2 separate regions of the Homo sapiens genome follow, and region 1 is linked to region 2. Evidence: chromatin loops called from intact Hi-C (ENCODE). Cell type or tissue: ovary. All regions are shown on one strand. Each heading gives the region's core, and the rest is flanking DNA. Links, peaks and the distances in the headings are about the cores only. Region 1 holds the start of LOC105372255 (a long non-coding RNA gene). Region 2 overlaps RFX2 (regulatory factor X2).

Region 1 (5,371 bases), core at 133-5,132, 150 kb after region 2:
CTGTGGCTAGAACGGGGGGAGTGATCAAGCTGATAAAAAGGTAGAGTCCAGAGGCCGGGCATGGTGGCTCATGCCTTTAATCCCAGCACTTTAGGAGGCTGAGGTGGGTGGATCACGAGGTCAGGAGGTTGAGACCATCCTGGCTAACACGGTGAAACCCTGTCTCTACTAAAAATACAAAAAATTAGCCGGGCATGGTGGCGGGCGCTTGTAGTCCCAGCTACTTGGGAGGCTGAGGCAGGAGAATGGTGTGAACCCGGGAGGCGGAGCTTGCAGTGAGCCAAGATTGCGCCACTGCACTCCAGCCTGGGCGACAGAGCTAGACTCTGTCTCAAAAAAAAAAAAGGTAGAGTCCAGAGGCCGGGCATGGTGGCTCATGCCTGTAATCCCAGCACTTTGGGAGGCTGAGGCGGGTGGATCACGAGGTCAGGAGGTTGACACCATCCTGGCTAACACAGTGAAACCCCATCTCTACTAAAAATACAAAAAATTAGCCGGGCATGGTGGCGGGCGCCTGTAGTCCCAGCTACTCGGGAGGCTGAGGCAGGAGAATGGAGTGAACCCGGGAGGCGGAGCTTGCAGTGAGCCGAGATCACGCCACTGTACTCCAGCCTAGGCGACAGAGCGAGACTCTGTCTCAAAAAAAAAAAAAAAAAAAAAAAAAAAAAGAAGGTAGAGCCCAGAGTGGGCACTGCCTTCCCAATGACAGGGGCATGAAAATATGTTGTGGATGGGAGGGAGGGACTGGGAGCCCACATACCTCAGCTCCTCCTGGGGATGAACTAGGCTGCACACCAGGTGGGGAATGTGTGTGGTAGGTTCATTTCCTTCTATGCTCCTCCTTCTCTTCACTCCAGCCCCCAACCCCCCCCTTTTTTTTTTTTTTTTTTTTTTTTTTTTTTTGGAGACAGAGTCTCCCTCTGTTCCCCAGGCTGGAGTACAGAGGTGCGATCTCTGTTCACTGCAACCTCCACCTCCCAGGCTGAAATGATTCTCCTGCCTCAGCCTCCCGAGTAGCTGGGATTACAGGTGCCCGACACGATGCCTGGCTAATTTTTGTATTTTTAGTAGAGATGGGGTTTCACCACGTTGGCCAGGCCTCAAGTGATCCGCCCACCTTGGCCTCCCAAAGTGCTGAGATTACAGGCATGAGCCACCGCACCCAGCCTGTTATCTCTCTTTTTTTTTTTTTTTTTTTGAGATGGAGTCTCACTATGTCACCCAGGCTGGAGTACAGTGCCGCGATCTCGGCTCACTGCAACCTCCGCCTCCTGGGTTCAAGCAATTCTCCTGCTTCAGCCTCCAGAGTAGCTGGGACTCCAAGTGCGCGCCACCACGCCCGGCTAATTTTTGCATTTTTTAGTAGAGACGGTTTCACCATATTGGACAAGCTGGTCTCAAACTCCTGACCTCGTGATCCGCCCACCTCGGCCTCCCAAAGTGCTGGGATTACAGGCATGACCCCACGTCTGGCTGCCTGTTACCTCTTTTAAGATGCTTCTCCCTCCCTCCTTTGCCTGGTCAGTGTCTACCCATTGTTCAGAGAAGCCTTCCCTGGCCACCCCCATAACTCGGTGGGAATCCTGTGCCTCCCTGCTGGACCCTCCCACCCCTGCTGCCCACTGTAATTTCGTTTGAAGATCTGTCTGCCCAAGCCCAGCAAACTAGATGCCCCCAGACAGTGACAAGGAAAACAAAGATACTTTGAAGACCATGTCCTCGGACAGATTCAGAGTCCACGACAGAAAGGCACTCAACACCCAGGAAAGAAAAACAGAGTTTGGGGCTCCTTGGCTCCTGGGTGAGGGTAGTGGTGTTCCCAGAGAAGCCAGTTTGAGAGTGGGGATCTAGCGCTTCAGGGCTGGCCAAGGCCGTTCAGCCAGTGTTGGGATCCTTTAGGGTTCAATCTATCTCTTCAGAAGTTGCCTGATGGGATGCGGGCATGGAGAGCACCACCATAGGGTGCCCGGCTGGGTGTATGGGGGTTTGGGGGTGCAGGTGGTTAGCAGTTGTCAGAAGTGTCTGGTCCCGCCGGGCGTGGTGGCTCATGCCTGTAATCCCAGCACTTTGGGAGGCCGAGGTGGGTGGATCACCTGAGGTCAGGAGTTCGAGACCAGCCTGACCAACATGTTGAAACCCCGTCTCTACTAAAAATACAAAATTAGCTGGGTGTGGGGGCGCATGCCTGTAATCCCAGGTACTTGGGAGGCTGAGGCAGAAGAATCGCTTAAACCCAGGAGGCAGAGTTCGCAGTGAGCTGAGATCATGCCATTGCACTCCAGCCTGAGAAACAAGAGTGAAACTCCATCTCAAAAAAGAAAAAAAAAAAAAAAAAGAAGTGTCTGGTCCCTGGGGAGGAGACGGCGCCCGGCAGGGACAGTGGGCCTACAGCTGACCTGTCTGCTTGCTGGTGGGTTTCCTGCTGAACTCCTCTCTGGGTCAGTGCGTCTCACTGTCCACCTGTCCCTGCATCCCCTTCTGTGCCTCGCTGGTCATCTTTCTCCCTTGGCAATCCACTTCATACACCACGCCTCCTCCGTCTGCCATCTCTCAGTGCCACGCTCCTGCCTGTGCTCCCATCTCTCCCTGGTTTTGCCCCTGACACGCCACCTGCTCGCCTCTCTCTAGGTCCATCTGGGGGTCTCCGGCCGCCGCTGACCCGCCTGTCCGCAGGCTGAGCTACTCGGACCACGGAGCGCGACGGGGAGGCGCGACTGCGGCTCAGCAAGGACTAAGTTAGCAACAAGACACTCCTCACTGTGCACGACATGGTCGCGAGCACGGCCATCAAGTACGCCAACAACATCGCGCCCGGCTCCAACAGCTGCCACCTGCTCACCTACATCGAGTACCACCAGCAGTGTCTCGGCGTCGAGAAGTCTTTCTTCAAAGTACCGCCAGGCGGTCCGCGCCTGCGCGCCCCTCCCGCCCCTCCTGCGCCTGCGCGCCTCTTCTGCACCCACCCTCTTGCGCCTGCGCGCCACTTATTTCACCTCCTGCGCCAGCGCAGCGCTCCAGGGCCTTTCTTCCCCCGCCCCTCCCCGCGTCCTGCGCCTGCGCGCCTTTCTTCCCCCGGTAAGCCTGCGCGCCGCTCCGGCCCACTTGCTTCTGCGCCTGCGCGCCGCTGCAGGGCCTTCCTCCCCCATCTCCCCCCGCCTCCTACGCCTGCGCGCCACTACATCCCTTCTGCGCCTGCGCAGTGTTACTCTCCTGTGACTGCCACTTGTCTGACTCGCATGTTTGTTTTAACGGATTCCCTGAGGCTGCCTGAGAGCCAGAAATGAAAAGCTGCAGACTTAGGGGCCCTGGTTCAGATCCCAGAGCAGCCATTAGCTACGTTTTCTTGCACGAAAACTTTGTGCCTTTGTGCCTCTGTTTCCCTATATGAAAACTTTACATATAAATATATATATATATATAAAGGCCAGGCGCGGTGGCTCACGCCTTAATCCTAGCACTTTGGGTGTCCGAGGCAGGCAGATCACTTGAGGTCAGGAGTTCGAGACCAGCCTGGCCAACATGGTGAAACCCTGTCTTTACGAAAAATACAAAAATTAGCCAGGCATGGTGGTGCATGCCTGTAATCCCAGCTACTTGGGAGGCTGGAGGCAGGAGAATCACTCCAACCCGGGAGGCAGAGGCAGTGAGCCCAGATGGTGCCACTGCACTCCAGCCTGGGCAACAGCAGAGCAAGACTGTCTCAAAAAAAAAAAAAAAAAGAAAAGTCATTCCAATACCCATAGTAAACTGGATCCTCCGGTAAAAATAAAGTTAAAAAAATAAAAAAGTAAACATATAAAAATATGTATTATTATATATACATTTAAAGTATAGTTTTTATAAATGTACAGTATATAAAACGTCTGTTTATGGATAAATTTTATGCGTGCTACACTTTTATTTATTTATTTATTTATTTTTGAGACGGAGTCTTGCTCTGTTGCCCAGGCTGGAGTGCAGTGGCGCGATCTCAGCTCACTGCAAGCTCTGCCTCCCGGGTTCACGCCATTCTCCTGCCTCAGCCTCCTGAGTAGCTGGGACTACAGGCGCCCACCACCACGCCCGGCTAATTTTTTGTATTTTTGGTAGAGACAGGGTTCACCGTGTCAGCCAGGATGGTCTCGATCTCCTGACCTTGTGATCCGCCCTCCTTGGCCTCCCAAAGTGCTGGGATTACAGGTGTGAGCCACCGTGCCCGGCCCTTTTATGTTAAATTTAATATAAAATATTTTCTTTTATATCAGCATTTTTATGTAAATATATAAAATATAACAGCAGCTAGCTCACAGCTTTGCTGCATGGATTCAGTGAGTTTACACACATCGAATAGCTCTGGCACACACAAAGCATTGCACCAGCATTCACTATTTATTATTTTTATGGTTTTGTTTGTTTGAGACGGAGTCTTGCTCTGTCACTCAGGCTGGAGTGCAGTGGCCCAATCTTGGCTCACTGCAAGCTCCGCCTCCCGGGTTCACGCCATTCTCCTGCCTCAGCCTCCCCAGTAGCTGGGACTACAGGCGCCCGCCACCACACCTGGCTAATTTTTTGTATTTTTAGTAGAGACGGGGTTTCACCGTGTTAGCCAAGATGGTCTCCATCTCCTGACCTCGTGATCCACCGGCCTCGGCCTCCCAAAGTGCTGGGATTACAGGCATAAGCCACCGCGCCTGGCCTCTTTTTTGTTTTTGTTTTTGTTTTTGAGACAGTCTCTCACTGTCGCCAGGGCTGGAGTGCAGTGGTGCGATCTTGGCTCACTGCAACCTCCGCCTCCCGGGTTCAAGCAATTCTCCTGCCTCAGTCTCCTGAGTAGCTGGGGTTACAGGTGCCTGCCACCACATCCAGCTAATTTTTTGTATTTTTAGTAAAGACGGGGGTTTCACCATGTTGGCCAGGCTGGTCTCAAACTCCTGACCTCGTGATTCACCCACCTCGGCCTCCCAAAGTGCTGAGATTACAGGCATGAGCCACTGTGCCTGGCCATTATTATGGTTTTTACTGTGTCTCTTCTCCAGTGGCATTTCCTCAGCGAGGTCTTTCCTTGCTACCCTGGTTCCCCGAACCTGCCCTCTTCCCCCTCTCTGTGACAGCCCCTTTAAAAGTTGTCTGCCCAGGGCCAGGCACGGTGGCTCACGCCTGTAATCCCAGCACTTTGGGAGGTTGAGATGGGTGGATCACTTGAGGTCAGGAGTTTGAGACCAACCTGGGCAACATGGTGAAACCCTGTCTCTATTAAACATACAAAAAAAATTAGCCAGGCATGGTGGCACACCTGTAATCCCAGCTACTGGGAGGTGGAGGTTGTAGTGAGCCGAGATCATGCCACTGCACTCCAGCCTGGGCGACAGAGCAAGACTCTGTCACAAAAAAA
Region 2 (5,371 bases), core at 56-5,055:
CATTCCACGGTAGAAATCCAGGAGCAGAGAAAGCCTGAATGTGAAAATTCTCTCTCTGCGAATTTTAAAGAATATGTTCATTCAGGTGCTAGATTCTATTTTGAACAAAATCTTAAGAATTCTAACTCATCTAGGCTGGGCGTGGTGGCTCACGCCTGTAATCCCAGCACTTTGGGAGGCTGAGGCGGGCAGATCACCTGAGGTCAGGAGTTCGAGACCAGCCTGGCCAACATGGTGAAACCTCGTCTCTACTAAAAATACAAAAATTAGCCGGGCGTGGTAGTACACGCCTGTAATCCCAGCTACTCGGGAGGCTAAGACAGGAGAATCACTTGAACCTGGGAGATCGTGCCACTGCACTCCAGCCTGGGCGACAGAGCGAGACTCCGTCCCCCCCCAAAAAAAAAAAAAAATTCTAACTCATCTTTTGCCTTTTTGCCTTTTTTTTTTTTTTTTTTTTTTTTTTGTCACTTAGGTTGGAGAGCAGTGGTATGATTACAGCTCACTGCAGCCTCAAACCACTGGGCTCAAGCAATCCTTCCACCATAGCCTCCTGAGTAGCTGGGACCACAGGACGTGCACCACTATGCCTGGCTAAATTTTTTATTTTTTATTTCTTAAAGACAAGGTCTCTGTCACCCAGGCTGGAGTGTAGTGTCACAATCATGGCTTACTGCAGCCTCAACCTCCCAGGCTCAGGTGATCCTCCCATCTCAGCCTCCTAAGGAACTGGGACTACAGGTGCAGCCCACCACGCTTGGCTAATTTTTTTTTTTTTTTTTTAGAGAAAGGGTCTGGCTATGTTGCCTAGGTTGGTCTCAAACTCCTGGCCTCAAGTAATCTGCCAGTCTCAGTCTCCCAAAGTGCTGGGATTACCTGTGTGAGCCACTGCACCCGGCCTTACTTCTTAATTCTTAATAAAGCATTTCTGTGTAAAAGGGTCATTTCCAAGTACAAGAAAACCTCCACTGAAAGCTAAGAAGAGATCAAGTCAGATTTGGGAGAGTGGTTTCTTTTCCATTCATGTCATTGTTTCCTTGATGGGATCTTTTTAACAAATATTGAAAAAGCCAAATACAGTTAAGGAAATTGTGCCTATTTCAACAGCAGCAGCACTGGGACTGAGAAGTCCATTCAGAAAAATACAGATTCCTCTCTTTGCAGATCTGAGCAGCTTTCAAACCCATAGAGATCGCGTCCACACTGTGGCCACCCTGTTGTTGCTGAGAGGCGCGCGTTACCTGCGGGGAGGCTGGCACAGGCGGGGCTGCCGCCGAGGGACGCAGAGCCACGGACGCTGGCGAATCCGCTCCACCCTCGGAATTCTGCATGCTCAGGTCTAAAGAAAGGCGGAGAGAGATTGGGTGGGCAAGGGCTGCAAGCACTGAAATCCGAAGAGGCAACTAACAAGTTCAAGGGAGGGAAGGAGTAACCAGCTACATTCTTCAAAGTCGAAAGGCAGAGACCCTGGTGGTACTGCCTAAGTGAGGAGCTGCGGAAACAGGCTGCACAACTGTCCCACAGAAGGAGAGAGGGGCCAGAGAAAGTTTTCCAAATATAAAACCCAAAAAGGGCTCTGTCAGCGCACAATGGCAGGAATTCCTCAACAGAAGGCCGGGACACTGGCTCTGTGCCCAAGTCTGAGCAGGTTGAACTATTTTGAAGGGCTCAATTGTTTCCTCATTTACCCAGAAATCAAAAGCTCTGGGTGGGTGACTGCCATTTGGGAAGCTACTGCACCCCAAACGACAACGGGAGAAACTCTAAGGCTGGGTTTCCCCACTGTGGCACCGTTGACATTTGAGCTGGATACTTCTTTGCTGTTGGAGGCCCATTCTGGGCACGGCAGGGTGCTGAGCAGCACCCCTGGCCTCCACCCATTCCATGCCAGGAGCGCCCCCTCCCCAAGCTGTGGCAATCACAAATGTGTTCAGATATTGCCAAGTGACCCCTGGAGGGCAGTGTGAGAACCACTGGCTAGGGAGAGAAAAGGTGACCTGCAGAGGGAGCAAAGAAACAGTACATTTTATCCTGGGCTGGATAAAAGTCCTCACGAATTTTGGCAGTAAGTAAAAACTGCCTTCTGTTCAAAGCCATCTTTGCCCACAAGAAAGTATAAACATATATTTCTTTGCTGTCAGAGGCATACATCTTTCAAATAGGTAGTTTTACAATTCTATATAAAACCACTCATTTAATATCGTGGCAGATGATACAAATTTGTTCCATGAAAATGCTAAAAGTCGAACAGTCTTCACTTTTAAATAAACAATCGGCTATGTTGAGCATTTGAGACATAGTTAAGTACACACACTTAGGTAGGGAGGTGGCTTTGTGATCAGGCACACCAGTCCCCCGTCCTGGCACCAGCTTTGAGCATGTCACCCTCCCAGTGTGGGGTCTCCATGGCTCCTGCCTGCTGGGGGTGGTGAGGACTGAACCTCAGACATACATCGCGGTGCCCACGACATCGTCAGAACACAATAGACATTTGCTAGAACTTTTACGTTTCTCTATCACCCCCAGAGGTTTTATCTCTTATAATGAGTGAAAAAAATTTTAAGCTTTTTAAAAATGAAAAGTCAAACTTACAATAAATTAATTTACCTAAGGAAAGCAGAAAGGGATATGTGTGTTTGAATTCGAGTGTGCTGGATTAATCCCATCTGTATTGTTGGGGACTATTCCCCGACCACCACCGCTCCCCGGCCCCCGCCCCCGTCCCCTCCCAAACGCCTTCGATGCCACCCAGAGCCCCACGGCCAGTGCCTGGGGATTTTTCTGTTCTGTGTGAGCCTGACTCACTTCTCACCACTAGATGGCCCCAGAGCCACACGGTGATTGGCTGGGGCGTTAACTAAACCTTACACAGCCCGCACCTCCTACCTTCTACTCTTTCAAAAGATTGTAAATTTCCCATAGTGTATTTCCTGAGTCCTCAACTCACTCTCTGTCTTTGACAGAACTGACCTTTGGAATTTTTCTGTTACAAGCTGCTTGTATTTACAGTTTCCTTTAAATGTTTAAATCAGTCATTTGCACACCATCCACCATGCTGTTCCCGTCTGAAGCCAAGCGGGTAGCATCAGTGATACTAGGAGATAATTTGACTAGAACTCTTTGTGAAAGGAGTCCACCAGTGATAAAGTCAGAATGCTGACTTGACTAAGACCAGTTCCTTGTTCCGCAGGTGGAAATAATTTTGCTCCAAACTCCAGACCTTATTTAAGTAAGAAGAGGCCATGAGAGTGTTGGGGATAAATGGCGAGACCGTGGTCTGTCCACCATGGCCAGAATGCACCTTCCAGAAAGCAAGTTGTTCCACATCACAGGCATTTACACATGAATGTGTTCCCCTAATTTATTTTTATTAATTATTATTATTGTTTTTTGAGACGAAGTCTTGCTCTGTCACCCAGGCTGGAGTGCAATGGCATGATCTTGGCTCTGCCTCCTGGGTTCAAGTGATTCTCCCACCTCAGTCCCCTGAATAGACGAGATTACAGGCACCCACCATCATGCCTGGCTAATTTTTGTATTTTTATAGAAACGGGGCTTCACCATGTTGGTCAGGCTGGTCTCAAACTCCTGGCCTCATGTGATCTGCCTGCCTCAGCCTCCCAAAGTGCTGGGATTACAGGCATAAGCCACCGTGCCCAGCCTGTTCCCCTAATTTAACACACTATTTACCATGTGTTGTCTTATAGGTCAGACCAATGAGTCTGTGGCTTTTTGCCTGTGGGCATGCCCCAGTCCACAAATGCTTGGGTGCCAGAAAGCATCAGCCTCGTTATCCTGAAGGGTCAGAGGACAGAGTTCTGAATGCTGGGGTGTGGAGATTCTGGAAGAGAGAGAGCCACAGAAGGGGTGAGCCCTCAAATCTTCCTACAAAATACACCTGAATCTTTGGCTAAGCAACTACACCACAAAGGTGTGGGGGAGATACCAGGGGTCTTGGGGAAAAACCAGCAGTGCAAAGATAAAAAAATTAAGTGAAGATTTCAGCTGCTGCCTGTTGCAGGAGGGAGAGTTTGAATCTAGCCAAGTCACTTGCCTTCAGGGGAACTCAGATGAACCTACAGATTCTACAATACATCATTAATGATGTCCAGGACCCAGTAAAAACCATGAGCTATGAAAAGAAACAGGAAAGTGTAACATACACTCAAAAGAAAGAGTAACAAATAAAAAGAAAAAAGAAAAGCAGTTAATTATAACCAAACGCAAGATAACCCAGATGATACAGATAGCATTCAAGGACTAAAGCAGCTACTAAAAATAACTTCAAGAACTTAAAGGAAGTTATATACATAATGAATGAACATATGGGAATCTCAATCAAGAAACAAAGTATAAAAGGAGAACCAAATAGAAATTCTAGAGCAATAACTGAAACAAAAACTTAACTGGATGCACTCAACAGCTGGTTAAAGATAATGGAAAGAGTTAGTGAACTTAACAATAGATAAAAAGCATTTACCCAATCTGAAGAATGAAGAGAAAATATATGAAGAAACATGAATAGAACAAACTGTCTAATATATATGTAACGAGAGTCCCAGAAGAGAAAAAGAGAATGTAAGAGAAAAAAATATTGAAAAATGGCCAAACACCTCTACATTGGGTGATGGATATCAACTTAGAGGTCCAAAAATCTCAACAAACCCTAAAAAGAATACAAAGAAAGCCAAGATAGGTATGTCATGGTTAAACTGTTAAAAGAAGCAGTCAGAGAAAAACTACATATTATATTCGGAGAACAAGGGCACAGATGATGACTGGCTTCTCATCAATAACAATGGCAACCAGAAGACAATGGAGTGACATTTTTAATATGCTGGGGGGGAAAACCCTATCAGCCCAGAATTCTATCTCCAGCAAAACTATTCTTAAAAACTGAAGGTGGAATAAAGACATTTTTTGCATAAACAAAACCTGATAAAATTTTCTGCCTACCATGAGAAATGCTAATGGAAGTTCTTCAGAATGAAAGGAATTAATACCAGATGGTAAATTTGGATCTATTAGGAGTAAATATCACTTAAAATGATAAATACGCAGGTAATTATAAAAAACCGTATTTTTATATATTTTATATTTTTCCTTTTCTTCTCTTAATTTATTTTAAATACATAAAACTATTTAACAAAAACTTTATAACACTCCATTGTGGGGTTTATATCATATGTAGATGTTCTCCATGACAGTTGTAACACAGAGGATGGGGACAAATTAAGTTATACATTCAAGGTTCTTTTATTTTACCTAAAGTAGTAACATGTTAACTCTATAAATTGTGATAAATTAACAATGCACATTGTAACCTCTGAAGCATCCACTAACCAAAAAAATATATATACAAAAAGGTATA

Evidence for each region. Hi-C counts contacts between places; a loop is a spot of excess contacts. Peaks named below come from ENCODE experiments on the same cell type or tissue, not always from the same donor. Only the 100,000 strongest peaks of a DNase experiment are listed, where the experiment ranks them.
Region 1: a loop joins it to region 2, with 2.2 times the contacts of the local background. A loop is called at or near these places in 5 of 110 quality-filtered maps.

Annotation. Positions count from the first base shown.
Region 1 is chr19:6,196,637-6,202,007 of GRCh38, forward strand. It overlaps LOC105372255 (a long non-coding RNA gene), which reads right to left and starts at 2,888. Exons shown (of 4, transcript NR_187772.1): 1 at 2,840-2,888. RefSeq lists enhancers at 2,085-2,688, 2,689-3,291 and a silencer at 2,805-3,134. In ovary, for the core only: a CTCF peak has its summit at 2,896; a DNase peak (open chromatin) is centred at 3,135; H3K4me3 peaks cover 943 bases.
Region 2 is chr19:6,046,166-6,051,536 of GRCh38, forward strand. RFX2 (regulatory factor X2) reads right to left here. Exons shown (of 18, transcript NM_000635.4): 2 at 1,242-1,339. The coding sequence starts at 1,331. Among named protein-coding and RNA genes, the nearest start is that of RFX2-AS1, 14 kb to the right of the region's middle. RefSeq lists a silencer at 2,741-2,860. In ovary, for the core only: CTCF peaks have their summits at 1,924 and 2,868 (motif pointing right); a DNase peak (open chromatin) is centred at 2,806.